7 separate regions of the Mus musculus genome follow, and all the other regions are linked to region 2. The links are chromatin loops, found by intact Hi-C in ENCODE. Cell type or tissue: heart. All regions are shown on one strand.

The links. A loop is a pair of places that touch in the nucleus more often than their neighbours do. Peaks named below come from ENCODE experiments on the same cell type or tissue, not always from the same donor. Only the 100,000 strongest peaks of a DNase experiment are listed, where the experiment ranks them.
Region 1: a loop joins it to region 2, with 2.7 times the contacts of the local background. A loop is called at or near these places in 2 of 42 quality-filtered maps.
Region 3: it touches region 2 in a loop (2.8-fold over the local background); 13 of 42 quality-filtered maps call a loop at or near these places.
Region 4: it touches region 2 in a loop (6-fold over the local background); 32 of 42 quality-filtered maps call a loop at or near these places.
Region 5: it touches region 2 in a loop (6-fold over the local background); 38 of 42 quality-filtered maps call a loop at or near these places.
Region 6: a loop joins it to region 2, with 3 times the contacts of the local background. A loop is called at or near these places in 10 of 42 quality-filtered maps.
Region 7: a loop joins it to region 2, with 2.6 times the contacts of the local background. A loop is called at or near these places in 2 of 42 quality-filtered maps.

What each region holds. Positions count from the first base shown.
Region 1 is chr10:86,339,403-86,343,402 of GRCm38, forward strand. All of the region lies in intron 6 of Syn3 (synapsin III), which reads right to left. The region is part of intron 2 of Timp3 (tissue inhibitor of metalloproteinase 3); the gene reads left to right. Among named protein-coding and RNA genes, the nearest start is that of Timp3, 41 kb to the left of the region's middle. In heart, no CTCF peak of the experiment used is centred here; DNase peaks (open chromatin) are centred at 429, 769, 1,939, 2,349 and 1 weaker place; H3K27ac peaks cover 2,986 bases.
Region 2 is chr10:86,063,152-86,067,151 of GRCm38, forward strand. It overlaps Syn3 (synapsin III), which reads right to left. Exons shown (of 14, transcript NM_013722.3): 11 at 1,645-1,779; 12 at 811-898. Among named protein-coding and RNA genes, the nearest start is that of Gm51812, 3.9 kb to the right of the region's middle. In heart, a CTCF peak has its summit at 1,865 (motif pointing right); DNase peaks (open chromatin) are centred at 1,990, 2,710 and 3,700; H3K27ac peaks cover 375 bases.
Region 3 is chr10:85,966,494-85,970,493 of GRCm38, forward strand. The region is part of intron 12 of Bpifc (BPI fold containing family C); the gene reads right to left. Among named protein-coding and RNA genes, the nearest start is that of Rtcb, 11 kb to the left of the region's middle. In heart, a CTCF peak has its summit at 1,723 (motif pointing right); a DNase peak (open chromatin) is centred at 1,718; H3K27me3 peaks cover 574 bases.
Region 4 is chr10:86,294,440-86,298,439 of GRCm38, forward strand. The region is part of intron 6 of Syn3 (synapsin III); the gene reads right to left. Among named protein-coding and RNA genes, the nearest start is that of Timp3, 4.0 kb to the right of the region's middle. RefSeq lists an enhancer at 1-2,978. In heart, a CTCF peak has its summit at 1,935; a DNase peak (open chromatin) is centred at 1,952; H3K4me3 peaks cover 951 bases; H3K27ac peaks cover 1,545 bases; H3K27me3 peaks cover 873 bases.
Region 5 is chr10:86,461,632-86,465,631 of GRCm38, forward strand. All of the region lies in intron 2 of Syn3 (synapsin III), which reads right to left. Among named protein-coding and RNA genes, the nearest start is that of Syn3, 35 kb to the right of the region's middle. In heart, CTCF peaks have their summits at 2,383 (motif pointing left) and 2,586; DNase peaks (open chromatin) are centred at 2,100 and 2,380.
Region 6 is chr10:86,181,531-86,185,530 of GRCm38, forward strand. All of the region lies in intron 6 of Syn3 (synapsin III), which reads right to left. Gm35636 (a long non-coding RNA gene) reads left to right here. Exons shown (of 8, transcript XR_003949028.1): 5 at 1-4,000. Among named protein-coding and RNA genes, the nearest start is that of Gm35636, 22 kb to the left of the region's middle. In heart, a CTCF peak has its summit at 834 (motif pointing right); DNase peaks (open chromatin) are centred at 831 and 1,761.
Region 7 is chr10:86,350,152-86,354,151 of GRCm38, forward strand. It overlaps Syn3 (synapsin III), which reads right to left. Exons shown (of 14, transcript NM_013722.3): 6 at 1,400-1,489. Among named protein-coding and RNA genes, the nearest start is that of Timp3, 52 kb to the left of the region's middle. In heart, no CTCF peak of the experiment used is centred here; no DNase peak of the experiment used is centred here.

The DNA.
Region 1 (4,000 bases), 280 kb after region 2:
TTTGCCACTTTAGGATTATAGTTATATGAGGGGAGAAGAGACATGCACTGACTAGTCACAACTCCAAGATAGTCCATATGAATTGCCTGCCCTTGTACTAGTTGGTGATCCTTGCAGCTTTGAACATTGAGGTGGGGGTGTTTCTGACACATCCAGAACTTGGAGAATACTTCCCATCTGATGAAAGAGATAGAGACAAGACCCGCAGGTCTGAAAAATCCTCAGAGGAGGCCAGTGTTCAGACCCAGATTGGACTTGTCTTGGGAGTGAGGGGTGACTCACTCCTGGGTGGAGCCCAGCTATCCTAGAGGCTGACCTTCAGGCCTCTTTATTCCCTGCTGAGGTCTGTGGCTAGATGCACTAATTCTGTGGAACCTGTTGCTCTGGCTTCAATTCTGGAAACAGTCCCAGGCTCTTGGTTATGTAATGTTCAGAGTCAGCCCTGGCCAATTGCCCTTGGCTGCCTGAGCTTGGTCATGAGAGCAGCTCATGTCTTCAGACAGCCGGGAGGCCAGCAGTGGGTGGAGGTGGGAAGCCAGTAGAGTATTTAGGACCCCAAGCCCTATTTTGCAACCTCTGGTGGTGGGGAAAGGAGAGCTAGAGCTTCTGACCATAGTGGAGGCCCCTCCCCTGCTATGGTGCAGCAACCTCCATTGTCAAACACTTCCAGGTTACTGTAGAGAAATCGCTGGGAGACAGGAATTCCTAAACTGGCTTGCTTTCCTTCCTGCCTTCAGGGCTTGGGAGCCCAGTTACCAGAGACCTTGCTGTCAGCAGAATGCCCCTGGTTGTTGTCACACCCACTAGTGGGAGTTGTTTGGAGGCTACATAACTTTCACCCACCAGCCTGCCAGCAGCCACTCCCAGGCTAGCCTGCTCAGACTCTCTGTTCACTGTTCTTCAGCTGGGTTCATGGTATCAGGGTGATAGGGTGTTCTATATAGTCATCTCTCACTTATTTCTGATTAGGTTCAATGGGAAATGGTACAGTCAGAGTCATGCATTTTAATTAAGGGCAGATGAGAATCTCAAGTTGAGGCATTAGGGCACCTTCCCTAAGCATATGTGGCTTTTGATGTGCAGCCTGCCAAAGGCGTAACAGGAGTTTCTTGGAGGCGGGAAGCTTGTACAAGCTGGTGAGGTGGACACGACTCCCCAAATCGCCCTGCTATTTGGCTTTCCTCATTAGCCATAGCTAATGTCTTTCATTCATTTTGGTTCCCTTCCCAGCCCTGTGTTATGACGCACAAAACCTGCCAATGCCTTTTTATCTAGAGGGACCATCTGCTTGCATGCCAGAGCAGGTACAGATAGGAATTTGAGTCTGCCCATTCATCCCAGTCCTCTTCAGCCCCTCTGTGCTTAGCACTGATTGGGCTGTAAGATGGGAAGAAAAGGACACGCTCGTCACAATTATTAGATGACTTTAGTAAGCAACGTTTATTGAGCATATTCTATGCCCCACAGTGATCTGCTAAGTCTTTGTATAAATTAGCCTCATGCCACGTTTGTCAAACAGCCTCATATTTATCTTCTTAGTGGTGAGGCCACAAACACTTGAGAGTTATGTAACAGGCAAGAGTTTAGGACTAGAAACTGGAAAACTATAGGGTTTTTACTACCTGGTCTTGGAGGACAAGGAGATTAACAAAGTATGGAGCCTGCAGGCAGACTACTCATTTCTGCCCACTGTGGGGGCTCCCCTCACCTGCTTACGTTGAGTTCCCTCAGGGGGACTTAAAGGCCAGGATGGGTTTGCTGGTATGTGATCTGACAGGTGTGCAACCTGCAAAGGGTGTATCAGAAGTATATTCAACTGCTGAGGCTGGCACTGGTCCCTAGGAGGTCTGTTACAGTGGATTAGGCTACTCCAGAGGGTCTGATATGGAAGCTGGGCAATGCGGGAGCAGGATTGGAGGAACTCGGAGAACAGAGAACATGAGAAAGTCAGGGTGTCTGACCTCTAAAGACAGGCACATGGTCTTCCTTCCTTCTCTCAGGCATGCCTTAAGTGCACACAGACCCCACAGTGTGTGTGTGTGTGTGTGTGTGTGTGTGTGTGTGTGTGTGTGGTGTGTGTGTGTGTGTGTGTGTGTGTGTGTGACAGGAGGCTTTAAGGACATTGTGGGAGCTTATTGTAAACCCTTACTTAGAGATTAGCTGGGATTGAGTTGTGGGGCAAAGGTGGAAGTTTCCAGAAGTGGCCTCTGTCATTTGTGGGGGCCTTATCTCCTATTAGGACCATGGGAAAGCAGTTTGTTTTGCCAGGGGCTATTGTTTGTGCAGTGTAGACAAGCTTTCAGGCAGGCTGCAAGGGACAGCACGTGGGGGACATTATGTCCCAGTTGGTCCCAGGAGGATCCCAGGGAAACATGTGCCGGTCATGCGCTTTGCTTGTCCTAACTGGGGGCAGGACAGATCTGCCGGGCAATTGGAATGTGCTGGGCCCTTTCCTTAGTGGTTTGTGGAAGCAAACGAGCGCCAGCAGGGTTTCCTCCAGCTGCAGGACCCCTTGACCTTCAGGCCTCAGGAAGCCATTGTCGTCCAATGCCTGAGACTCTTATGGTGCAAGATTCTTATCGAGCCCTTGCTGAGACCTACTGTGTTGTCGTCCACTAAGCACTTAGTGGAAATATTTACCAAAACCTGAAACCGCATGAACAGTTTACCTGGCGCGGAAGTCAGGGTGTCTTGTTCTTTGCAGGCCATGGTGATGGTGCTGCACACATCAGGAATCTTAACTGTGTTTCCTGTGGAGTCAGATGGGTATCACCCAGCAGCAAGCACATCATCATTCTGGTCTGCTCCCCCATAGCGGACTGAACCCCCACATTCTGTTACTTGTTCTGTTGCAAAGCCCCCAGGGTAGCAGAAGGGTTCAGAAGGTGTCTAAGCCATCAGGACAGGACACTCTGTAAACAAGCAGAGGCCTGCCTCTCTAGATTGTGAACAGACAGCCTCGTGCCCTGTAGACCACCTGACTCTGCTAGCCACCTGCCTGTTAGAAGATGAGGACAAACAAGATGATAATAACAACAGCAGCAGCAACAAAACAAAACCCAGCCCATCAGGTTTTACGTAGCTGGGTATTTGTGAGGCACCAATGGGGTACGCTGGCTGGTATTAATGACCTGAGTAACTAATAATGCATGCTAAGGAATCGTTCTACTGCAAAGCTCTTAGCATAGGGCTAGTGACAACCAGATATTCAAGGCCCTTAGAGAGGTAAGAACCAGGCCTCAGTGTCCCCCTCCACCTTCCCTCTTCCCTGTCTCACAGATGACAGTGTGGCCTCAGTAGATCAGGGCTTGTGTAGCACACAGGGACTCATTCTAGAGTCACAGAATGTGCTCAGTCTCTGTTAAAGTCACATGGCCAGGCATTCCAGTCACGTTGTGACACGAGTCTCGCAAAAGCTAGAGATGCGAGAAGCCCCTGCTGCTGTGGAAGCCCTGGGTCTTAAGCTTCAAAGGCTGCAAGGAGAGATAGAGACAGATGACCGTTAAGACCACAGACTATGCGTTATCTTGCTTGGACTTTGTGCCCACTGTTTACCAACTGTGTGACTATAGACAAGCCTCTAAGCCTGTCTAAGGTTCAGGCCTGAACCTTGTAAAGTGAGACCAAGGCTCTTTCCTGCCCTCTAAGGTCCTGGGCATCCGGTGGCTAGATATTTTAGCAGTAACCTACCTGCAGTGTCACTAACCCTGGGCCCATATAACCCTGTAGCCGAGGCTGTTCTACTTATCACTGGAAGGTTACCAACATCCCTGCTCTGTGTCTGCTCTCCTGCCACGGTGTCTTTGACACGTTGTCAAGGAAACATATTGTCTTGTGCTTCAAATGTTTCCAAGAGGTGTAGCCACTCCGCTCAGTCATGTTGCAGATGAATTTTACATAGTTTAACCTAGTAATAATGATATCCTTAATTAAGAAGTTTTGCTTTGGCGGGAGGGCTTTACCTTGAGCAAAGAAACTCAGCGCCACGGCAGAAGCTCAG
Region 2 (4,000 bases):
CGTGCGTGCATGAGTGTGTGCGTGCGTGCGTGTGGTCAACCCTTTCACAGGGATTGCCTAAGACCACTAGAAAACACAGATCTTTACATTACACTTCATAACAGTAGCAAAATTAGTTATGAAATAGCAACAAGCATAATTTTGTGGTTTAGAATTACCACAACACGAGGAACTGTGTTAAAGGGTTGCAGCACCAGGAAGGTAGAGAACCATTGTCTCCAGCAATGCACTTTTATTGATTTAATTATTATTTAGTTGCTCTGTGTAGGTACACACCCTTGGATGTACACGTGGAGGTTAGAGGACACTGAGTGTCTTTCTCTATTGCTTCCTACCTTACTCTAGCCCAGTGGTTCTCAACCTTCCTGATGCCGTGACCCCTTAATCTAGTTCCTCACATTTCAGTGACCACCTTGCTACTTTATAACTGTAATTCTGCTACTATTATGATTCACAACGTATATGTCTGATATGCAGGATATCTGATATGCAACCATAAAGGTGTTATGACCCACAGGTTGAGAAACACTGCTTTGGACAGCATCTCTTGTTGAGCCTGAAGCTGACCATTTGAGCTAGACTAACCCGTTAGCCAGTTCCCAAGAACTGCCTGTTTCTCCCTTCCTCCAGTGCTGTAGCTACAGGCATGTTTGCCTATGCCCAGCTTGTTACTTGTGTGACGGGGATTTGAACTCATGTCTTCATGCTTGCACAAAAGGAGTTCTTCTCACTGAGACACCTCACAGTCCTCTGCACTGCATTTCAATGTTATTGAAAACAGTGTCTCTCTGTGGCTGACCTGTGGCTTACCTTGTGGAGGTGGCCTTGGCTGGGGCTGTCCTAGTAGAGGTCCTAGCTGGCCTTGCCCTGGAGATTTTGCAGGTTTAGTCTGTGGACCCTAGAGCAAGAGAAGAGAAATGATGCCAGTGGCTACAGTATTTCTGGTGGGAGGCTAAGCCTTATATAAGCCTTAAAAAAATCACCGATGTAAAATCCATGATGCGCAATTCTTCAGTGTAGCTCATGATAGATTTTTAGAATAGATTTTTAGGATGCTGCAAATGCCTCCCCCCGCCCCCTGGCTCCCAACAGCCCCTTGAGTTTAACTACTTTCCCCCTGTCTATGAAGAGATGAGTTTCTGTGGAATAAGGAGGGGCTGGGGTTGGGGGCAAGATTTGAAACTTGCTTTCCCAGAAGGCTAGCAAGCTGGTAAACTTTTGAAGACTGGTCTGGTAGTCCCTGCTAAGGCCTGAGCAGTGTGTGTGTGTGTGTGTGTGTGTGTGTGTGTGTGTGTGTGTGTATTGTGAGATTGCTGGTTTGGGGGGTGGGGAAAACTGAGACACAATAGTTTCTATTGACCTGTGCACTGGGGACATAGGGCATCTGTGTACAAGTATTCTTGCACACACCTCTGCTCAGGTCCAACATGGGAACACAGAGATGAATGTTGCTAACAATCTGTCTAAAGGCTGATGGGACAGTTTTCTTCCTAGGGAATATGAGGCTCTGAGAGGGCCCCTGCAAGGCCCTTCCTGCCTCTGTCCCCAACCCATTCTACATGATGCCAGCCCGGGGTTATCTCCTTTGGATCCTAGGGGCTTTCATTCCAGAGCCACTATTCTTTGTTCTCAAGAGAACCTTACCCAAGGTCTCAGAGGTGAGGGCACCGTGGCCCCTGGCACCAGGAGTTGGCTCATCTTGGAAACGACAAGGTCAGCCATTAGCTGCTTGTCTTCTTCCACGTGTTCTCCAATCAGGGGCATTGAACTGTCCATGACCTAGTGGGGAGGGAGCAAAGGAGGCTGAAGGACCCTGAAGAGGGCTTCAGATTCCAGGAATGTTGACACTGGGCTCAACACAGAATGACCACTAGATGGCAATGTCCTCCATGCAAAGTGCCCAGCTGGGTCCTTCCTGATGTCTGGGCTCCCTCCCTGGATTCAGTTCAACTCAGCCTCCACAAGCTGGAGTCCAGCAACGTGACTGGGGCCAGGAAGCATGTGTTGACCTTTTCTGTACTTTTCTTTGGGGCGTCGGTCTCCACCCCCTCATTTCCCAACCCCTCATTTCCCACTCCACCGTCCTCCCAGGGCTGGGGCTGGCCCTCTCTCTTCTGGCCCAAGGTTAAAGATGTCCTCAGAACTGGGAACTAGTGGGGGCTCAGTTATAACAACAACTAAAAATTTGACACAGGCTGGAAGTGACCCAGGGTTAACAGAGAAGACAAAAGAGGAAAGACATTTGTCTCGGGGCTCCTGGCAGGACACAGGCCTAAAATGAAATTCTCCTTGGAAATCAGCTGTCCTTAAGGAAGAAGGGGTGGCATTATGGGAGGTCATGTTGGTCAGTCTACTTTTGGAGTAGAAGGGGAAACTGAGGCTCAGAGATGTGAGTCAGTTGATCACTAGGTATCAGCAGCTGATGGTCTAAAGGGAACATAAAGTCTTGATAGACCTGTGACAAGGCTGTGTTCACCACCTCTTTCCTCTACTGTTGGAATCCAGTCTTCCCCTGTCTGTCACCTGATTCACCCTGACAAACCCACTCTGCCCCTTGCTCAGCTCTGGGGTCATTGGATATTCTCACTGCCAGACCCTGTACCCAGGTCTCTCTGCCCACCCCTCTCCTGGCTAACTCCTTATCCATCATGAAACACCAAGTCTGCCTTTCCTCCAGAAACCCTTCAGGACCCAGGAGCCCCTCTGTACCCATGTCTTTGCTGAGCTCACTCAACTGTCCCATTGGAGGGCTTTGTCCCAGAATTATCATTGGCCATGTGTACCCACAGAGTCAGGGTGGCCTGTGTCCTGAGGTGGGTGGGGGGAAGTTCTTGCAGTAAGCTCTGTTCACCATGGGAGGGCTTGACAGTACAGTGTCACCGAGCACTGGTGATATATGGGATACTATTCTAAGAACCAGGTATAGATGACGTCAGCACTATCTTCAGGTATCACTTTGCTGGGCTGGAGATGTGACTACAGTACTCACTTTGCATGCTAGGGGCTTCCACCCCTAGCAGCCATGACTCCAACATTCAGGAGGCAGAGACAGGGGCCATCAGAGGTTCAAGGTTTTCCTACATATTGAATTTGAGGGCAGCCTGGGCTACATGGGACCCTATCTCAGAGTGAGTCTTCGAGGATTTTTACTGTCTCCTCATCAGTGGTGAGGAGACAGAGAGTTCTATAGCAGCAGGGACCTCCTAAGCAAGCACTGGGCAGCTCTGACGTCACATGAGGCAGCCAGGGTTCCAGGCCTGTGTTCTGCTGTGAACTTGCCTGGGGGAAGTCTCTTGTCTTTTCCAGGTCTATTTTCTGTCAACTGTAAATTAAGGGTTCAGGCGGCTGCTAAGACTCTCCTGACTGTGACTTTCAGGGGATTTTGAGTACAAGCACCTGGAGTGCCTCAGAAATTGAAAAGCAAACTAGGGTGTGGGTATGGATTCCAGAAGGGCCTGTAAACTGTCCCTAAATGGATCCCTCTGGGGTCACGGGCAGTCTCCAGCAGCAGTTACAAAGGTGCTTGAGTCTGTCCCCAATGCTCCCGGGCTCCCAGCACCCTGCCTGTCCCTCTTTCCTTTAACCTTACCCATTGTTTTCTGCCCCGGATCAGTCTCTACATTCTCTTCGGAGAAATGGAAAATGGCCGCTACAAGGAACCTGAAGTCAAGAACTGGAATCCCCAACAGTGGACACACTCTCCCCAGGGAAACATTGTTTCCCAGTGAGCAAGGTCATTCCCTGGGCCAGATCAGAGAGGAAGAGGTCCCGGGTGTTTCCCCTGAGCACCCTCACAAATGTGTCACAAGTACTACAGAGACAATATTTTTGGATCTCTGCTCCCTTGTCCCCCTTACTGGGAAAGATACATTTTAGATTCCCAGGAATAAACTCCCTCTCTTCTTGACTCCACCCCAAACTCCAAAGGAAAACAATTCTCTAATGTTTCTGAGGAAAAAAAAAAAAAACAAACAAACCAAAAAACAAATCTGAAAGCCAT
Region 3 (4,000 bases), 97 kb before region 2:
GGAAGATCTTGCAATTAGTGGGGGGGGGGGGAGCCCTTCATTGTGCAGGCTAGAAAACTGCAGTCAAAAATGAACAAATGGTAAATGTAGGATAAGAACTCAGGACCTACCTCTCCACCTCGAGTCAAGGCTGGCTCTGAACTCCTCAGCCTCCTGAGTGCTGGGACTGCAGCCCTGTGCAGTACACCTGCCTAGAGCCCAGTTCTCCTGATGTCCAGACATTTCCCTGTTCCTTAGCTTTCGCTGGCTCACAACTGCTCAGGTCTGAGCCTCATTTCTATTTCCACTTTCTCCTGAATCTGCCCATCTCTACCTTGATCTTCTGCAGTCCATCTTCTGTGTCACACCCAGGGTAAACTGTGGTATGGATGTGTCTGATGAAGACACTCCCCTGACCAAAACTTTTTAATGCCTGCAGTAAAGTCTAAGCCACTTGCCTGGCACCAGAGACTTCCTTCTACCTTGGCACCCATTTGCCTCCTCCATATCAACTATAGATTTTTTTGCATCTTGAATTTTATATTCATTCGCCTGGAACTATGAAATGTGATGTTGTTTTATGCACCAAACCTCATTGAACTAAGGTTTAAAAAGGTATTGGCACCAAATACATATAAAAAATGCACACAGAAAAAAACAATACATATCCACCTAAAATAGCATTATAGCCCCTGGTCACTGCAGTTTAACCCTGTCCATGGTCAGAGGCATTTTCTGTTGGTTGCATTTGGATACATGTGATGTACTTTAGGCTGGAGTTCCCAAACGTCACCTGAGAGAGAGTTCCTTCCCTGACACATTTCATGATGTTTTGGATTCTCTGCTTCACTCAGGATGTTTTCTATTTTAGGACTGGGCCCCCTTTCTTTCCTTTTGATTGGCTAACCTTTACTTTTTACAATTCATCATAATTATTATTGTTCGTATTTATTATTAATGTGTGTGTGAGTGTGAGTGTGTGTGTGAGTGTGAGTGAGTGTGAGTGTGTGTGAGTGAGTGTGTGAGTGTGTGTGTGTGTGTGTGTGTGTTTGGAGGTTGGAAGTCAGCTTTTAGGAACTGGTTCTCTCCTTCCACCATGAGTCCCAGGGATTAAACTCACGTTGTCAGGCTCTCACCGAAAGCGCCTTTACCGGCTAAACCATATTGCCAGCCTGGTCAGTTCTTTTGAATATCTTCTCTGCTACCTCTTCTGAGAATCTTTCTGTGACTGCAGTTAAAACACAGATCTTCAGGGAGGCATCGAGTGATTATCAAGTACTATCGTGCTAGTAGAAATTAGGTTTGAGATAGTTTCCACCTCACAAGAAATACTGCAAACCTTAAGTGTGGCACAGAGCAGAGATGACGTCCCTGGCACTGATCTTGGAGGATCCTCGGGGCATTTAAAAAGGCTCTGTTGAGTACGTAGGAGGGAGGTGCCTCCCCTGAGCATGCAGTCTACTCTCCTGTGGAAATCATGTTGGAACACTGTTGTAAGGCTCCTTTCTTTCTCGACCTGTCTGCGTCTGCGTGTGCGGCCGCCTTGGGAGCACCTGCTATGAGAGCGCAGGCGTGGGAAGCACATGAACTATACTCTGCCTTTTTCCTAGGGCCACCTTAACCTCCTCTGGCATGCTCACAGCTTCCTTTCCTAGGGGATTCTTGTCTCTAGCTGCAGAGACACTGTGGTAGGACAAAACTACTGCCCTGGTTCTGAAAAAGACAATCCCAACTCAGACCACTAGGTGGCGCCCGACTCCAGTCTTCGAACTATCTTCTATTTGGCCATCAGCTGCTACTTGGAGCAAACTCCAACTGCTGGGGGACATAAAGTGACTGAGAAGGAATCGAGATCAAAGGGCCCTTCCGTGAAAACAATATTCTCTTTTGGGCTAGGGGTGAGACACAGTGACAAAGCCCACTTAGTATGTTTGTGACACAGGGGTCTATCTATCCCTTGCAACACAACACACACATGCAGGTGCACAGGGAATATAGTTCACTTAAAAAGTTTTAGAGAAAGTTTATTACCTGGGTTGGAAACCAGAGTAAACTCTTAAGCATAATGTGAGGCCGTTTGTGACCTGGATCTGTATGGTGAAATCGGTGTAACAAAAGCCAAGATGTAAGGTCAAGGGCAGGGGTCCTAATGAGGTCACTCCTCCAACCGAGTCCCAGGGGAGACAAGGAAAATCAGTCCTACTATTCAATGCCCTATGTCCTCCTGTTTCTGTTTCAGTCCTGATGGGTGAGATCTAGTCTTAGTGATTCTATTTCTAAGAGTGTATGTTGAGTACATATCTCAGAGTATCTCAGCTCTAAGCATGGCTTGCTTGGCCCATTAGGAAGATGTTTCTTGAGCACCTAGCACTCGTCAGTTCAGGGGAAGGTCCTAGAGGTGACTGTGGGAACAATCCGACCCAGCTAGAGTTCTCAGGGAGCCCCACAGCCTGGTGGGAAGTTGGGGAGCATTGTTGACAAATCCCAACAATTAAAGTTTAACTACAAATTGAGGTAAATGCTCTGGCAGGAAGAAAGGAGTCCTCAAGTCACATGACAGAGGCACTTGAGCTGGCTTCATAGATGTGGGGAAAGTTCCCAAAGACAGACTTTTTGAGCTGAAACAGGATGGACAGAGTTTAAACTAGAGGGAAACTAGAAGGGAGAGGGAAGGGGGGCTGGCAGAGGTCCTTGGAGGGAACAGAGCCCCAGAGAGGGCACAGGAAAATGGGGCTGGAGAGCCAGATGAGGCTGTCCACACTAGGTGACCCCACCATGTGGAATTTGATCTTCACTCTAGAAGGCTTTGAGGATGCAAGATGATGGGCTGCAGTATGTAGAGATGACTGACAGCCAAGAGCATCCTAAGCGCTCACTGGATACAAAGTAGCCTAGACGCTGCTGTGTTTTTTTTTTTTTGTTTTTGTTTTTTTTTTGTTTTGTTTTGTTTTTGTTGTTTTTTGTTTTTTGTTTTTTTGTTTTTTTGTAGAATTCTTAAACTGTGTGAAAAGGGGGAGAAGTCAGTGTGGGCTAGGACTTACTGATGTGTTTGTGCGGTGGGAAAGACAGACAGTCTGTGTGGTGGGGAAAGACAGTCTGTATGGTGGAGAAAGAGAGTCTTGGGCCAAAACAAGTTGTCCTTTGAGGAAAGCAGTCCATGTGCACCTCTAGAATGATACTTTGCACCCACTAATCACTTGTTCCTCCCCCAGACTAGGTAGGAATCATTGTCCTTCTCTCTGTTCTCTGGGACAAGGCACAAAATAGGTGCTCAAGAAATACTTACTGAATAGATACCCTCACATGCGCCCACACACAGACACATAGACACACACACACACACACACACACACACACACACACACGAGAGAGAGAGAGAGAGAGAGAGAGAGAGAGAGAGAGAGAGAGAGAGAGAGAGAGAGAGAGATGGGTAGGGAGTACTAGCTGGAATTGGGGGTCCCTTTAAGGTTTAAGGCATTCTAAAGCAAAGTTTTAGGAAGCTGGGGAAGCTGGCTTGGGGGTTTGGGAACTAGGAGCAACAGTTGAAGAGCTTCAATGCTAGACTGTGGTGCTCTCCCGAGGCGTTGGGCTTCCCCACTCTTCTCTGACCCCTTCTTCCCCTTTTTTGCCCGGCTTCTGCTTCTGGGCTGACCTTCTAGCCGAGATCAAACAGCTTGGCTCTCTCTTTTCCTCCTTGGGCAGCAGCTGAGATTTACAGCTTGCCTGTTCTAGGGTCTTTTTTTAAAACTCCAATACAATTGCCCTGGAACTTAAAACTAAACCAAACAAAACCAAAAACAAAACACAAAAAGATCCCCACCAGCTGTAGGTTTAACCTTCAGTTACACGTTTCTTCAGGGAGAAATACTAACAGGCAATGATTCCTCACTGCCTTAACCTTAGTACCTCCTGCAGCCTGGAAATTCTCCAGAGAAGGAGCCATTTAGAGTTTCTTCCTTTACCAGAGTCCAAAGCATCCTTACAACAGAAAATGCAGACTCGGTGTACCTGGACATGTGTT
Region 4 (4,000 bases), 230 kb after region 2:
AGATCTGTGAGACGACGATGGGCAGCAAGAGAAGAGCCGGACAGAGAAGGAGAAAAGGACTGGGGCCGCAGGGCCAGTTATGGCGCTGTTGGCACGGTCTGGGGAGATTCTCCAGGTTGGATTCAGGGTGGGAAAGACTTGTAGAGATGTCCAGTTCAAGGCTCTCTAGGACACGGTGGCAGGTGATGTCATCGGAGGGAATGAGTAAAATGCTGGAAGCGACAGGAGGAAGAAGACAGTGATTTCAGGGCAGGTGAAGTCTGCTTATGTCATAGGACTTGCAAGTAAGACTGTCACAGGAGGATGGACAGGGACGGTCAGGAAGCCAGCGGGGACACTGTGGCCTTGTGCATCTTATTTCAGTGCACACAGCACACTAGTCAGTCAAGGCCAGGAGAGAAGCTGGGATCAGGCAAGGTGAGAGCAGAGGCTAAAGGGGAAAAAAGCAAGGATCCAAGCCCAGAAACCTGAATTGCTGGAGGTCTGCCACTGAGGCTGAAGGTACCTGTCAGGAGCTAGAAAGTGACAGGCCGGAGGCAGAGGAACTTCCACAGCCAGGTATCAAGGAGGCGGCGATGCCCTTTGGACAGTGCAGCACAGGACAAGCCAGTTCCAGTTGTGTCAGGCTTCACCAAGGCAGGCTCAAAGCACCTTTGCAGAAACATGATCCCCAGCCCAGTGTGGTGGGCAGGAGCCTGACCACAAGTCCACCCTCTTCTTTCCCTGAGCCCCAGCAGGGCTGGTTGGCCAAGACAACCCTGTGTGGAGCTGAGTCTGATACCTTCAGAAAAGCCACAGCAGGGGCCGGGGTGGGGGTGGGGGCGAGGGTGGGGGTGGGGCTAAGTCCTCATTGTTAAAGGCAAAGTGCAGTAACCCCAGAGGCATAAGGAACACATTAAACTAGGCTTGTGGGGGAAGTTTTGGTCCCTGCACTTCATATTATCCTTTGCAGAAATAATTGACTGCCTGAACATACAGCCATTAAAAGAAAACCAAGAATTGGAATATTTAACTCGACTTCCCATTTCCCACCACCCCAGAAAACACAGAACACAAAATGTCTCTACCACACACATGTGTTTTCTGGCTTAAAATTCCTGGGAATAGCTGTCTATGGAAAGAAATACTAAAACCCCAGCATTCACGTGAACACAGGCAGAGACCTTACAGAGGGGTCTTCGCTTCCCTGGCAGGGCTGGGGGTGGGGGAGATGGGGGAGAGACGCCCTACGAAGATTTTACTGCCATGAAATTGGTTCCAGATGGAAGCCAGGAAAGGTGTTTACTCTCTGCTGGTACCAGGCACAGAGTGAACCTTAAGCTCCCACCTTCTTAGGCTCCTAAATGCCCCGTGTTGGGCAGCGACTCTGCTGAGGGTCTGGCTAGGGCTCCTGGTGATGGGCGGACCAGGCTGTCCGTTGCTTGGAAAAGGCTATTTTGAATATAATGACTTTCACATGTACTGTGGGTTTGGGGAGAAGCGCTGTGGTTAGGGTCTAGAGCGGGAAGGGAGGGAAGCCGAGGTACTTCCTTATGTGACAGTAGTCCTGACCTAGGCTTGTCAGCACCTTCTCCGGGTTGAACTTCCAGAGCCCCACTTGGAACAGTGGGACTCTGCCATCTTATGCTGTGTTCTCAGACCTCCATGTGGCCCCCAAATTAGTGATTCACAAGTGTGTCGCTTCCCAAATGAGCCTCTCTCCCTGACTGACATGCAGCCGGTCCAGGGGTGGAGGAGCTCAGGCAGCTGCAGACCCAGACGGGATGTTGACTGAGAACTTTGTGGCCGTCAGACGGGAAGGGATCGTTTCACCCACTCAAGGCACCCGCACCCCGTTGTCTGGCGTGGATATGTCCCTTTCTGGGCCTGCGAGACCAGCAGGCTGAAGGCTCAGGGAATTGGTGTTTTCTGGCTTACGGCGCCCCCTAGCCTTAGCCAGAGGGATAGGCTCGGTGAGTCCCTCTGAGGAGCTGCTGCCTGTCAAGCTCAACTTTGAGCCTCGGGACTAGTGTGGACTTCTGGGTCCCTGCAGCCATTAGTGAACTGAATCTTGCTGCCAATGCTCTATCCTCAATGGGCTTACACTTCAGGAAGAGAAACAGGTAGATGAGCAACCATATCAGAGTCAGCTACACGCAAAAAAGAACCCAACTAAGGTGCTGTGGGGAATCCGCTTGAAGGGGATGGAAAAGGGTCAAGCTAAGGAGGTAATATCTAAATTGAGACTGGAACGGTGTGCAAGGGTCCACTAAGTTTTGAACACAAAAGACACAGCTCTGGACCCTTTAATGCTTCCAATCCAAAAGAGAACAGAAAGATGGACTGGTAACACCAAGAGGCTCCACCAGAAACAAGACCCCAAGTCTCTCCTGTACCTTTATCAACACAGTCTGCACAGCCGTCTTTTATTTTAAGCCTGTGTCTAGGAAGACAGAGTAGTGTGGGAGTGTAGGAAATGCTGAGAGTGAGGTGGGTGGGCATGCTGGTTTGAGGTCAAACCTGCTCACACAGTGAGTTTTATCTTCCTTCACGTCCATTCACCTCAACTTTGAGAATTTCCCATGGAGTAGTAGACTTACTATTATTGTTGTTATTATTATCAACACCAAGGGACATCTTGCAGGGAATCATAAAGTCTAATCTTTTATCCAATAAACATGGAAACTGATGCATGAAGTGACTTGTCCACTGGATTGGAAGTATGACTGACTGTTCAGCAGCCATGTCTATCACAGGTCTCAGGTGTGGATATGTTTCCTTTCCATCCTAGCCTGCTTTTCCTCTCCAGAAAGGAGGTATTCACACATCTATTTGTAAAACGTGCTTGGCATGTTTTCAAAAGGTATCATGTAATAAGGTAGAAAGGGAAACAGGCAGTAACCTCTGAGTTACACAAAACTATACAACGCTGGTCAGCTCAGAGGATCTGTTAGTGTAGACAAGAACCCTTAGGCAGTACAGATAGCTCTCCACAGGCCAGCTATGGGACTTGGAAATACATTTATTCCATGCCCTGGCCTGGAAGACAGCCCTGTGGATGTGATGCAGATAGAAGCTAAGGAATCAGGGTTCACAACATGAACTTGGCTCTGCCTCCAGCTGAGTGTGGGACACTGGGTAAATTCTTTCTTCTGAACATTATTTTTCTCATGTTGAATATGAAGTTCAACAGTCTCGGAGCAACTTTGTATCTTCTTCAGATGCCTGAGAAAATACCCCCTACAGGTCTACCCTCTGAATTTTGATACATAGGAAGTGAACATGCTCTTAACGTCTCTAGAAAAGTTCCAACAGAGGGACTAGGTGAGCCAGTTAGGTTTGAGGACAAGCCAGGTGTTGGTTGAAGCCTCTTCAGCTCGCCCAGTGTCATAAATTTGTCATTGTTCTCAGCCACCAGAAGAGATAAGCAAAGCTGGTATCCCCATTCTTACCCAAGCTCCAGGCCCATTCAATCTTGCTCACTAAATAGACTAGCAGAAGCAATCCTTACACACTATTAGCCCAGTGAACAACCTAATGTCCAGATGGGTGGCTTCAAGGCACACCTGCTGGAAGGACCTACATGAGGACTCAGGGAGCCCCGTCATCTTGTTCCTAGGATCATGACTACGCTGACCTTGCAGAGGTGAGCAGAGACGAGCAGTTCAGCTTAGGCAGAAGAGAAAACTCCTGACCAGAATGCTGTAGGTATCTCCTGAGGCCCTCAAATTCTGAGTGAGTCCGTGCTGAAGAATCAAGGGAGAAACAAATCCAAATCAGCAGCTTTCAGGATGGAAAATAATCAGAAGACACCCAGGCTTTGCTAAGGAAGTAGCCCCCAGAACAAGACACACTTCAGACGTCCTCTCTTAGGACATCTGCTCTGTGACACGTAGCGCAAAGTAGCTGCCTGGCGATTGTCTTGCATTCCAGAAAGGCTTTCTCTTGGAGGAAAAACAAAGGGCACTTTGGACAAAATGGTCTTGCAATAGGAAAGCAGAGAAGAGAGGCCTCTAGCCTG
Region 5 (4,000 bases), 400 kb after region 2:
TGTACATGTGCAAGAGGTAGTCATGTGTGTGTATGTATGGGGTGTGTGCATCTGTGGATGCCAAAGGTAAACCTCATGTGTTGTCCCTCATCTCCTGCCCACCTTCTTGTTGAGACAAGATCTCTCACTGAACATGGAAATTACCAGGAAGGTTAGAATAGGGATAGACACCGAGTCCCAGGGCTCTTGCTGTGTCCGGGTCCTCATTGCTAGATTACAAGCGTGTGCCACCACATCCAGCTTCTTATGTGTGTTCTGGGGATTGAATTTAGGACCTTCTCAGACTCTCCTTTCTCTTTTAAAAACAATCCTAAGCATTCACTTTTCATGGACTCTAGCATACTGATAAAGAGCTAAGATTTCATAGTATAGGGATTAGAATTGTGACCCCTTCCATTATGTGTGTAGTACCACTGACTACCAAGGTCAGGTACCTGCAAATTCATAATGTCACACTGATTAGACAGGGAGAGGGACAATGACATGCAAAGACCGTGCACTGATTGTGCATTGAACTCTAGATAATATAAAGATGACTGAGCAACCCGAGGAAAAGTCAATTACAACCTGCTGTGATATGAGCCACAAGGCTGTGGTGAAGAAGCTAAATCAGGGAGGTAGCCACCAGCACTGTGAACAAGACGTTCGTGTCAGATGTGGTACCCGGAAGAGGCAACATCTTCACCTATTGAAGCTTCTAAGGATGAACAGAAGTTGGCCAGGTAAACATGGTAGGGAAGGGTATTTGGGGGAACAGGAGCAGAAACTGGTAAGGTGAGTTGTGCTTAGGAATCACTTGTCTGCAAAGCAGGATGTAGAGCTGAAGACATACACAGAACCAGTGTGTGTGTGTGTGTGTGTGTGTGTGTGTGTGTCACATGCTTGTGACTTTAAACTCAAAGTTTAGGCTTGTGATGCATCACCAAAGGGTGGAAGTTGATTTGTTTTCAGAGAGGATGCAACGATGCTAGGTTGGAAGGTAACCAGGAGACAAGGTCAAGACTGGAAGCTTGAAGCCAGGGCAACTGCTGGAAACTCTAGGCAAGGAAGCCAGTGCCTGCCGGGGCAGCAGGCTGAAGGAAACAGCTTAGAAACTGACTTGCGTGCTCACGGGCATCCCAGGACTGACTGCTTTGTCCCATCCCAGAGGACAGACCTGCTACCAAGCCAGACCTCTATTAGGGTGGCCAGAAGCTCCCTAGAGACCCAAGGCATGGCTAGGTTCACCTCCACAAGCTGCATCTTAAAGTACTCCGCCGTGAACCCTTGCGGCAAAGCTGTCTTGGGATCTCAGTTTGTTCTCAGAAAATGCAAACACTATAAACCTGATCAAAATCAAAAGCCTATGGCTGAGAAAGGCTCAAGGGGAGGACACCCCCACTACTCTTTCTCCCAAGGGACCGGCTGTCAAACTGCCTTCTAAATATGTTTATACTCATAACCGAGTGCAGCTCTCAGCCTGGGGCTTTTTTCCCCCTAGAGGATGTTGGTTAATGCAAAGATTAATATCTGGCGCAAGAGCTGAGAATATGTGATTGATGAGCATAATCATCAATTGATGATTATTGATGATCCATAGTTGGGACATCTATATCATTCCCTGTCAAGGCCTGGAAGCATCATAGAATTTAAGAGTGGCAGGATGCGAGGGTTGTCATGAAACGTTGTCACCCCAATATGACATTGTCACTGTAACTATGGACACACAGACCCTTCCACATTCAATCAGAGAGAGAGAGAGAGAGAGAGAGAGAGAGAGAGAGAGGGAGAGGGAGAGAGAGAGAGCACCAGTGTCCACAAGATCCCACCCTTTCCTGAGGCGCTGATGACTGTTAATGGTTGCTGTGAGGGGGTGTGTCATTTTCTCTAAGGGTGTAGCTACTGAGGGACTAGATGGGAAGAAAAATAAGGAAAAATAAATGCAAGGTCCCTTTCCCAGGGATCTGGCCATTTCTCAGGTGGAATTGATTGGACCCACAGATTTAAATAATCTGCCAGCTGGCCTCTGAGAAGAGGCGTGGGTTCCCAACACACTCTCTGCTTGCAAGGAAACCTCATGAGGCAGCTTGGCCCTGGACCAACAGAGAAAGACAGTTTGCAGGGCTGAGTCTGAGAAGGGTCAGGAAGCGGACAGCAGTGTGCCCCTGGTTCTGGGTGTGGGTGTGGGGGGTAGGGTCACTCTCAGCCCTGACAGTCGAAGCCCCTCTCATTATCATCTCAAAAGGGAAGGAAGAGGCTGTGGGAGCTGGTTTCTTCTCTTTTCACAACTTCTCCTTCCTCTCTGGAGACCTTCACACAAAGCAGGAGAGGCTGGGAAGAAGCTGGACCTGGAGGCAGCTGGCTCCGCCAGGATACATTGGACCGTGGGGCTAGCCTGCCACCTGCTGGCTAATTTTGGTAGCTGTAGTCAGGCAGTTTTGGAGACTTCTACAGGTAGGAGAGAGAATCTTCTGGTGTCTGCAAGCTGTTAGTTCTGGAAACAGTCTCCCTATGTAGCAGAGGCTGGCCTTGAACTCCCAGTCCTCTCAGACTCTGCCTCCTAAGTGCAAGGATTACAGTTGTGCCCTACCACAACCAGCAAGACCGATTCGAAGGCACCCAGGGAACATTAATTTGGAGAGAGCTGGGAATGCCACTGAGATGGTAAGAGGTTAGGAGGGCATAAAGATGTAAGAAAGGAGTTTGAAGGAGAAGCTGATGAACCTGTGGTAGGAAGTCTCCCAGTCACAAACATTCAGTGAATATGTGGCCAACTCCCAGGTAAGCCCATGAGTCTCAATTTCTTTTCCCCATCAAAGGGCAAGAAGCGTGCCAGAAACCAACCACTGTTGTTCTTAAGACCCAATTGAAGTGTGAGCAAGTGATAGATGTTTCCACACACCACTCAGGGCAAAAGCATTACCTCCACCATGACTTCCAAGGGAGCCGCACCTAAGCCTTCTACACTACTTATTTCTATACATTAAGGAGATCGATGACCAACGTCAAAATTTAAATGCTACTTGACTGGGGCCACTAGCTGGATCCCAGCCTTGTTCACTGTACCTTGTCACAGTGTCACAGGCTCTGTGGGCAGATAAAGAGCAATAATATCTACTTGGCAGGTGCTAAGCAGGAAGGAATGGCAATAGGAAGCCAGACACAATGGGATGGACCCTGTCCTTTCTGCACAATACAGGGGACAAAGGCATAAACCAAGAATGCCTGGAAGGTGTTGCTGCCATGATTAATGACATACAGAGAGGTCCACAGTTCTATACAATAGTATGAATATATGCTTGCATGCCACTTGGTAGTTACCCAAGGACTTTTATATTGACTTTCATGTTATCTACTTCCATAAAGCCCCGTGAGGAGACAGGTATAGCAAGTCACAAGAGCTACAAAGCTGGGAGGGAGTTGAGGGACAGACAGAATGTGGCCTAGTTGTTTGTTACCATACCACACTCTCCATTATTAAACTTCACTTCCAAACAGGAGGCAACTTTTCTTGTCAAATAGCTGAGGCAGAGGTAAGACAACTAGCACAGAATAAGGTCCAATGTCTGGTTAGGTGCTGGGGAGATGGCTCAGTGAATGAAGTATTTGACTTGCAAGCCTTAGGGAGACTGGAGGTTAGATCCCTGAACCCCTGTAAAAGTACGGAAGGCATAGTAGCCACCTGTAATCCCAGCCCTGGGGAGGCAGAGACAGGGAGTCCTGGTGGTGCAGGGGGGTAGGGCGGGGAAACCAGTTAGCTCGTCTAGCAAGAGTTGGTAAACTCTGGGTTCATCGAGAGATTCTGCCTCTAAATAAAGTGAAGAGTGGCTCAGAATGACACCTGACATCAACTTCCACCTTCTATACATACAGCATATTTGTTAATGCACGTACATGCACCCACACGCGTGAGCACACACATACATACATGCATGCACATCACACACAGATATGCTTGTAAAAAGAAAAGGTTGGATTAGATAGAAACGGAGACTCCGTTGCTGGGTAAATGGGCAGGAGC
Region 6 (4,000 bases), 120 kb after region 2:
GGAGTTCAGGGGAATAAGGAGCGGTAGGCTAGGGATGGGAGCTCACACAGGGCAGGCATTCATATGGTCCTGGCCGGGCAGGGGTGGGGGTGGGAGGGCAAGGCAAGAAGGGCTGAAGCCTATGTGGAAAGAGTTGGAATGGAGCAATGGAAGGGAAGATATTCAGATCCCAACTGGCAAGCAAGAGGGAGCCCCTGAGGGTCTGAGAAGGAGAGTGGTAGGAAGGGCAGTGAGTCTTAGCAGAAAGCTCTCACAGCCTGTAACCTCAGGCAAAGGCCTGATTCCTGGGCTGCCTTGCTATGCTCCTTATGTAAGCACTGTCTGACCCTGCCAGGCAATGCAGAGAGAGTCAGTTGACATGCCCACCTGTCCTGGTTCTGTGATGAGCTGGGTGACCCAGGGCAAGTCACCTTACCAGGGATGAGCCAGATAAACAAACAGCTGTTCTAGACAGTATAGACAACATCTAAAGCAAGTATATAGCAAGTATAGCAAATCTGTGCTCTTTCTAGAACCTTCCTTATAAGGGTCTGCTTCATTCACCAGTTCAATGATGATTCTTACAGCAAGGGCAATTAGGGGTTAGGGATCTTAAGACAAGATTAAGATGTGGTACCTCCTCGAAACTAGCTGCTTCTCAAAGCCACCTTAAGGGGAGACTGCAGCCAGTTGAAGGCAGATCAAGGCTTCTTAGAAGTTTCTCTTTTTACCTGTTACCTGTAACTCCAAGCCAATGAGCAGGCAAACCATTACCAGGTTCTGATTAGTACTGCTTGCAGGTCACCCCATCTCTAGAACAGTAGCAGGCAACTGGACCTGGGTCAGTATGGCCACCAGGTGGCGGTCTCCAGAACTTACTCAACCTGCAGAGGTTGCTGGGAAAGTGCCCTCTGTTGTCATGGAGGAGAGCTGCCACTTAACAACTTAATGTGGTGAGTCTCATCTTCAAGCAAAACAAAGAGCTTAGGGAAAGCACATAGGAGTTAGTGTAGGAGGAGGGACGTCTGGGCAAAGGAAAATGACATGACATGACATGTTGCCTCATTCAATGCAACAGAACTTTCTGGATTTCCTTCCCTGGACTCTCCCCAGCCCCAGGTCTGCATTTATGATTCTCCTGGAACACCTCCTCATAACATATGCCATGCTCAATTTACATCATATGCTTGCTTGTATCTCTTACAACTGGGATCACATCCATTTCCTCTTGGAAACACTGGTGCCGACACAGGATCTGCCCAGAGAAGGGATTAAAGTTCTTTGTTGAGTGAATGAAACTTACTCTATAGACAAATTTAAAACAGATTTGCTTGGACACCAATGCCCTGGTGAGAAAATTCGAGACCATATATACCCTCATCCTTAGCCTTGGGAATTGCATGGGAGAGATGCAGCTCAGGGTTCCCTAATGTGACCCACTGAAAGATGGACTGGCATTGAATTCACATCCAACTCTGCCCCAAAGATGTTTATCTTACTTTTATCACACAGAGTAGCAAGGCAGAAAAGAAAGTGAATCTGGGCTCAGCTGAGTCTGAAACCCATCGGAGGAATGCATAGTGTCTATCTATTTTGTGTTTTACTTCACTCCCATCTCTAATAATGGAGAGGCCTGAGTTTTAGAGTCTGACTGTTGGGGTAATCAGGCTCGGTCTGCTTGTCTATCATCTTTACTCTCTTGTGCTGCCGGAACCTCCACCTTCCTGCTGGAACTCTGGTAGGGAGGAAAGGCAGCATAGCTGCCCAGAGGCCCAACTTCCTTGCAATCCAGTCCAGCTGAAGCCAGCCCAGGGACAAGCTCAGAGTCCCTCTTGAAGGAAATGATTCAGAAACCACGGTGGCCTGGCAGCCACTGTAATTCATAGTACATCAATAGGGGAATTATGTGTAGGGCTGAGAACACCAAAGCGCTCATTTCTTTCCTTCATTCCCTCCTCTCTCTCTCTCTCTCTTTCTCTCCCTCTCCCCCCTCTCACTCTCTCCCTCCCTCTGCCTCCCTCTGCCTCCCTCTGCCTCTCTCTCTCTCTCTCTCTCTCTCTCTCTCTCTCTCTCTCTCTCTCTCTCTCTCTCTCCCCCTCCCTCCTCTTCCTCCTCTTCCTCCTCCCCCGCCTCTTCCTCCTGCTTTTGCCTTTGCCTTTCTCCTTTTGGCTGTAAATCAATTCCAAGGCAGCCCAGCACATGCTTCTCATTAATAGCTTGGGCACCACCTTGGAAGAGAAAACAAGACAGAGGAAGACTAGGATATAAAGAGACCCACCCTACAGAACGTGTGTACTAGTGTGTGTGTGTGTGTGTGTGTGTGTGTGTGTGTGCACCCTCGTGCATATGCGTGATTTTCATCACATTATGTCAACTCCAATATCTCCAATTTCCAGAAGGAATGGTCAAGGAGAAAGTTTAGATTTGGGATAGAAGTTTGAGCATGCCACTTCAATTACTTTTGTCTACTGACCGGTGAAGTGAGACCTAAAAGGGGGTGGAAGTGTCTGTCAGATGTCCAACTCAGGCACTTTGCATCTGGCTGCAGAGACTGCCATTTTAGACTTCAAATCATCACATTTTGGACAAAGCGTGATTTCTTTCCCCATGAGTTGTAAAAATAAGACTTTATGTCTAGTTTTATACCCACTGCCTGTTATTTTTTTTTCTTATTTTCAAGAGAAGGGAGGATAGTTCTGTATGAAGTCATGCATAGAGGAGGCACCTGCACAGACAAAATTGCTTTTGTCTCACGTGATTGGCTGTCTCGGTTGAGTGACATGGGTGTCTATTGGCTTCTGAGTACCTCGCTCTGTTTTTCCTTTCTATTCCTTATCTCCTGCATTTCTGTCTCCTACCTGGTGCTCTGTCCTTGGCCCCTTCTCTTCACACATCTGAGTTCATGGGTTCAAGAGGTACCAGTCAGTCCAAGGTTTCTACAACTCTTCTGTAGTCTGCTCACCTTCTCTGAGGGACAGATGTGGACACACCCCTGCACCAGCAGCATTTTCTTGGGGACCACAAATGGAATTTATCATTTGCCGTAAGGCTTGCTGATTACTTGGGTTTGTTGCTAAGCAGCCACACATTCAGTATAGTGAGGGTTTGAAACATCATAGAATTGCTGGAATCTTGAAGATCTGGAAGGGCCTGAGATGGCATAGTGCCATGACTAAGTTACTTAACTCTCTGATTTCTTCATCTGCAAAATGGAGACAGCAAAAAGAATCTATCTCTAAAGGCTCTCATCAAGAGCAAATAAGTAGATATAACACCATTAGGAGAGAGCCTGGCACACAGAACAGGCTCAGGTGATGCTGAGCCTTTTTCAAGATGCATCTTGGCACACCTGCTTGCCCCATACTTTCTCACCATTTCCCAAAGACAACAGTCAATTGGCCTCAGGATATTCCCCTGGCTTAGGATGCTCTCCATACATCTAGGAACAAATTCTTACTAAGTGCTGAGGTAGAGGCCAGCTATAGGTTCCCTTAGAAGGGGCTAGCGGCTCCCTTTTGGTTCTCGGGGAGCATTATGTTACTGCCAAGTGGCTGATAGAACTGCATCCCAGATCCCAGTCACCACTTCTCCAGCATCAGCATCAAAATCCACCTCTATACACTTGCTGAGAAGTCTGTGCTGGCTTGGACCATGGTGCTTTATTTTATCTGCTCATTCTTATTGGAAGAGCCCCCAATCTCTCTCTCCCCCTCCCCTTCCCTGCCCCTCCCCCCAATTCTGTGCGAGTGTGTGCTCGCACACACACATATGGTCTTTGGACAATCTTGGTTGTCATTCTTCAGGCACTTCCCACAGTTTATGTGAGGAAAGGTCTCTCACTGGCCAGGAACTTCTTCAAGTAAGCCCAGCTAGCTGACTAGCTAACTTCTAGGGATCCACCTATCTCTACTGCCCCGTCTCACCATTACTGGCTTACAAATTTATACCATGACACTTGGATTTGTATGTGGGATCTGGGAATTGAACTCCTGTCATCTTGCTTCCAAGGCAAGCACTTTGC
Region 7 (4,000 bases), 290 kb after region 2:
CTATGGCTCTACTACTCTCAAGGAGATTAAATATTTGTCTAAAATCTAGTCAGTAGACTGGTCTGTGATTAATAATTATCTACTTTGAAGACAAATTCTCAATTTTCTCAGAATATTTACACATGTTCCATAGTCAGATTTTTGTCATTGTTGTAACCAAATACCAGAAAGAAATGACTTATAGTGAGGACTATTTATTTTGTTTTGGCTCCTGGTTTCAGAAGCTTTGGTTCATTGTATCCAGGAGGTCATGGTAGGACCAGCAGCATTCATTATTGTAGACCAGAAGTAAAAGAGGATGAGCCCAGCCTTCTTTCATTCCTTTTTATCCCATCTGGGCCCTTCACTCCATAGATGATGCTAAAAGATCCACATTCCAGGCGAGTTTCTCCTGGCTCTGTTAATCCCCTCTGGAAAGGCCCTGACACATACCCAGAAAGTTCATTACTAATCTGGCTGCTTTCATTTCAGTTAAACTGATAATTCAGGTTTACCTACACTTACTCACACCAACCAGACATCCTTGATTCTGTGACTGATAGGTTATGGATACAGTAGATAGACAATCAATGAGAGCCTCTGACTGGCTAGATTGCTCCCACGGAAGCCCGTAGCCCTACCTGACAGGGCCTTCAAAGAGGCCTGTTCAGCTCAGCAGCCAGAGCCTACGATTCTACAATCCAGCCACAGTCTTTAGCTATGGTGAGTCCATCCTGAGACACCTACTCCCTTCATGATCAAATTCACTGATCGAGCACCAATACATAAACAGATGTAGTAGGCTGAGCCCACGAGCTCAGAATACTTCTACCAAAATTCCAGCTGTGGACACAGAACTCTCCAACTTACTCAGAACGATATTAATCTTAAACCTTCCAAATAGATAGTGAAGCCGCATACTCCAACTTGGCCCCAATCGACTCCCAGAGGTACACTCCAAGGAAAGGAAATCGAACACGTAAGCACATTGCTCTTTAATGATCAGCTCAAATAGAATAACACAGTTTTTATTAAAATTACACTGGAAACCAGGTCCCAGGAAAAGTGCATTGGAGATAACATTTTACCATAAAAATGCCTTTTCCCTTTATACTCCGCCTCTGGCTCAAGGATGCCAGCTCAAGATGTGCCTTGATGTGTTAAGAATTAACAGAGTTTCACAGAATGCCAAGTACTTTTGTCACTTGTCCTACTGCCTGATTTATCCTAGAGAAGTTGAACCTTCCTCGAGGTTCCTCAAGAAACACTATACATCCCCACAAGCACAGGACATGAAGGCTCTCATGTGGAGTCCAGACAACCAGGAAGCGAGGCCTGAGCAGCCCAAAGTGACTCAGAAGATAGACAAGCAATAGTCATTCTGCATTATAAAGATAAGCAGAACTAAAAAGGCACTCACCATTGGCTTGTGGTTGGGGAAAAATGTTTGCTCCACTAGTGGAAATTTCTCAGGACCCAAGGAATGGAAGATCTTAATGAGCTGAGAAAACTGGGAGAGAAAAAGGAGAGATCATTAGGCAGCTAGGGTTTCCCACTAGGATCCAGGAACCCACTTGAACCTGGCCTTCAAGTGCCTGCCCTGTGCTAAGTTCTAGAATCTGTTGTCCACCACTAGGATTAAAAGGCACCCTCCTTGGTTAGATATCATTTCTCTTTACCCCTTGTGCCTTGCCCCCTGACCTAGCAAGTTAGCAGGTAACTGGCTACAGTTAACCACATTTTACAAGCTCTTAACTGCATTCTCAGCCATTTAACACAAGGTTCTTGCCCACAGTACAGTCTTCTGGGAGTCCTGCAATCCCTCTGCCTACAATGTCTATCTTTCTAGGTAGGACAGCATTGTAGGCACTTTGTGATACTCACTCTGAATCCAGACTCTCTCATTCAAACTAAAGAATTTATTTCCTGTTATTTACTAGCTATAAGACCTGGAGGAGCAGGGGTCAAGTGTAGGTTTCCGAATGTCACTTTCCTAATTTGTACATTACAAAGTTGGGATGGGATGGTAATGCTAGTGGGAAGCATGGGGGATTTGGGACATAGAGGAGGGGGGGGCATCAGGAAGGCCCCCTGGACCTATGCTATAAGAGAAAGAAGGGTGTTTTGTGTGGTCAAGGAGACACAGAAGGCCTTCAGTGGCTGCCGTGGCTGTAGCCTCAGGTGCAGGGCATGATTAGAAAGCTGGCAAAGGGTGGTCCTTATGAGCTTTAAAAGGCTGGACCAAGGATCTCATTCACTCCAAAGGCAAAGGGAAATGACAGGCAGATACCAAAACAACAGCTCGGACTCTGCAAACAGGTATCTGGTGGGTAGAAGAAGAGCCATGTTTTGCTCCAGAGATGAAAAATCTGAGAGAATTCCTGCTCCGCACTGGGCTCCTGTGCCCAAGTGTGCAGCAGAGCCCAGAGTCATTCTTGGAGAACTTGAGAAATGTGGGGAAATATGTTTGAGGGTATCACTCATTCTATAGATAAGGAAGTTGCAGTGCAGCTTATAGCTAGGCTCATGGGTTATGGAGAAGAGAGGCAGCACTTGCTGCCAGCCAGCTCTATGGGCCTCAGTTTCCTCGCTTGTGCAGTAGAGATACCTGCTTATCAGGATGTGCATATTGGGGCTGAGTACAGGACATAGTGGATGCGAGTGAAGCTGCTGCTATCAAAACCATGGACTGTGTCCTTCTCGTGGTACTCAAACCATAGATTCCATGGGTCTAATGACACAAAGAGACCACAGCTAGGGTGACTGTAGCCATGACTATCAATATGTATTACATGAACTCAAGATTCAACAAATATTGAGTGCCATCCCAGCGTAGTCACAGTCCATGTGTAAGAGGCAACAATTGTCCCAATTTCTCATATGGGTATGCTGTGTACCAACCACCATTACATACACTTTACATGCTCCTACTGAAAACCAGGAAGAACCTATTATTATCATCCTTTTTAAAAAATAAGGACGCTGAATTTAGAGAGGTTAATGAAATTGCTTGAGGGCACACATTCAATGGAGAAACTTGGCCTTGGGCAATCTAGCTTCAGAGTCCAGAACAATCAGTGCCCTTCTCGCCAAGGTGATGACAGATAGGCAGCCAAACAGGGTCGATAGGCCAGAGAGCTGAAGCAATTCATAGCATTTTCTCTTCACCTTTGAGTTGCCTTTGTCCCTGAGGTATCAAGGTATGTATCATAGGACTGATAACACAGTTGTCACATTTGTTAATAGACTGTTCCAGTAGAATAGAAGATTGATCAAGCAGCAGACACTCTGATGTTATCACTCTGTGTGTGTGTGTGTGTGTGTGTGTGTGTGTGTGTGCATTGCTTATACTAATGGAGATAGATAGTAGCTAAAGGAATGATGTCATTTAGATGCAGACCCAACTGTGGGATCACAAAGTTCAGTTAGGGACAGAGAGCATTTGAAAGAATGGAAGAGGGCTGGTATTTTAGGAAGCCCCTTCATTTTTGATGATGGTTGGATGGAAACCTGAGTAGAGCAAATGAATGGTTGAGACTAGGGAATCCATGGGGAGAAAGCAACTGTTAAGTTGGAGAAAGAGGGCTTCAGAGTCTGACTTCACCATCCACGAGCCCTAAGACCCCAGGGTTTCTTATCCAGCCTGAAAGTAAGCCTCCTCGCTAGAGCAGAGCCATGAAACCATCGTCAAACACTGATAGCATGGGTACCTCTCAAGGGCTTCTGGCACTCATAAGTGTTTAATAACGTTGAAGAGCAACAATAAGAACATGCTAGAATGTTAGAAACCGGTAATATATGTTTGTTTTTGTTTGAGTCAGGGTCTCACATAGCCTGGTCTGGCTTAGAACTCTTAGTACATAGCCAAGTCAGTCCCTGTCTGATCCATCTGCCTCCATCTCCTAAGTGCTGTGACTATAGGTATCCACCGCCACATCTGGTTTATGAAGCAGTAGAGGCCGAGCCCAGTACTGTATTAACTGAGCTATAAGTCATCAAGATTAATATTCCTGTAGCACAG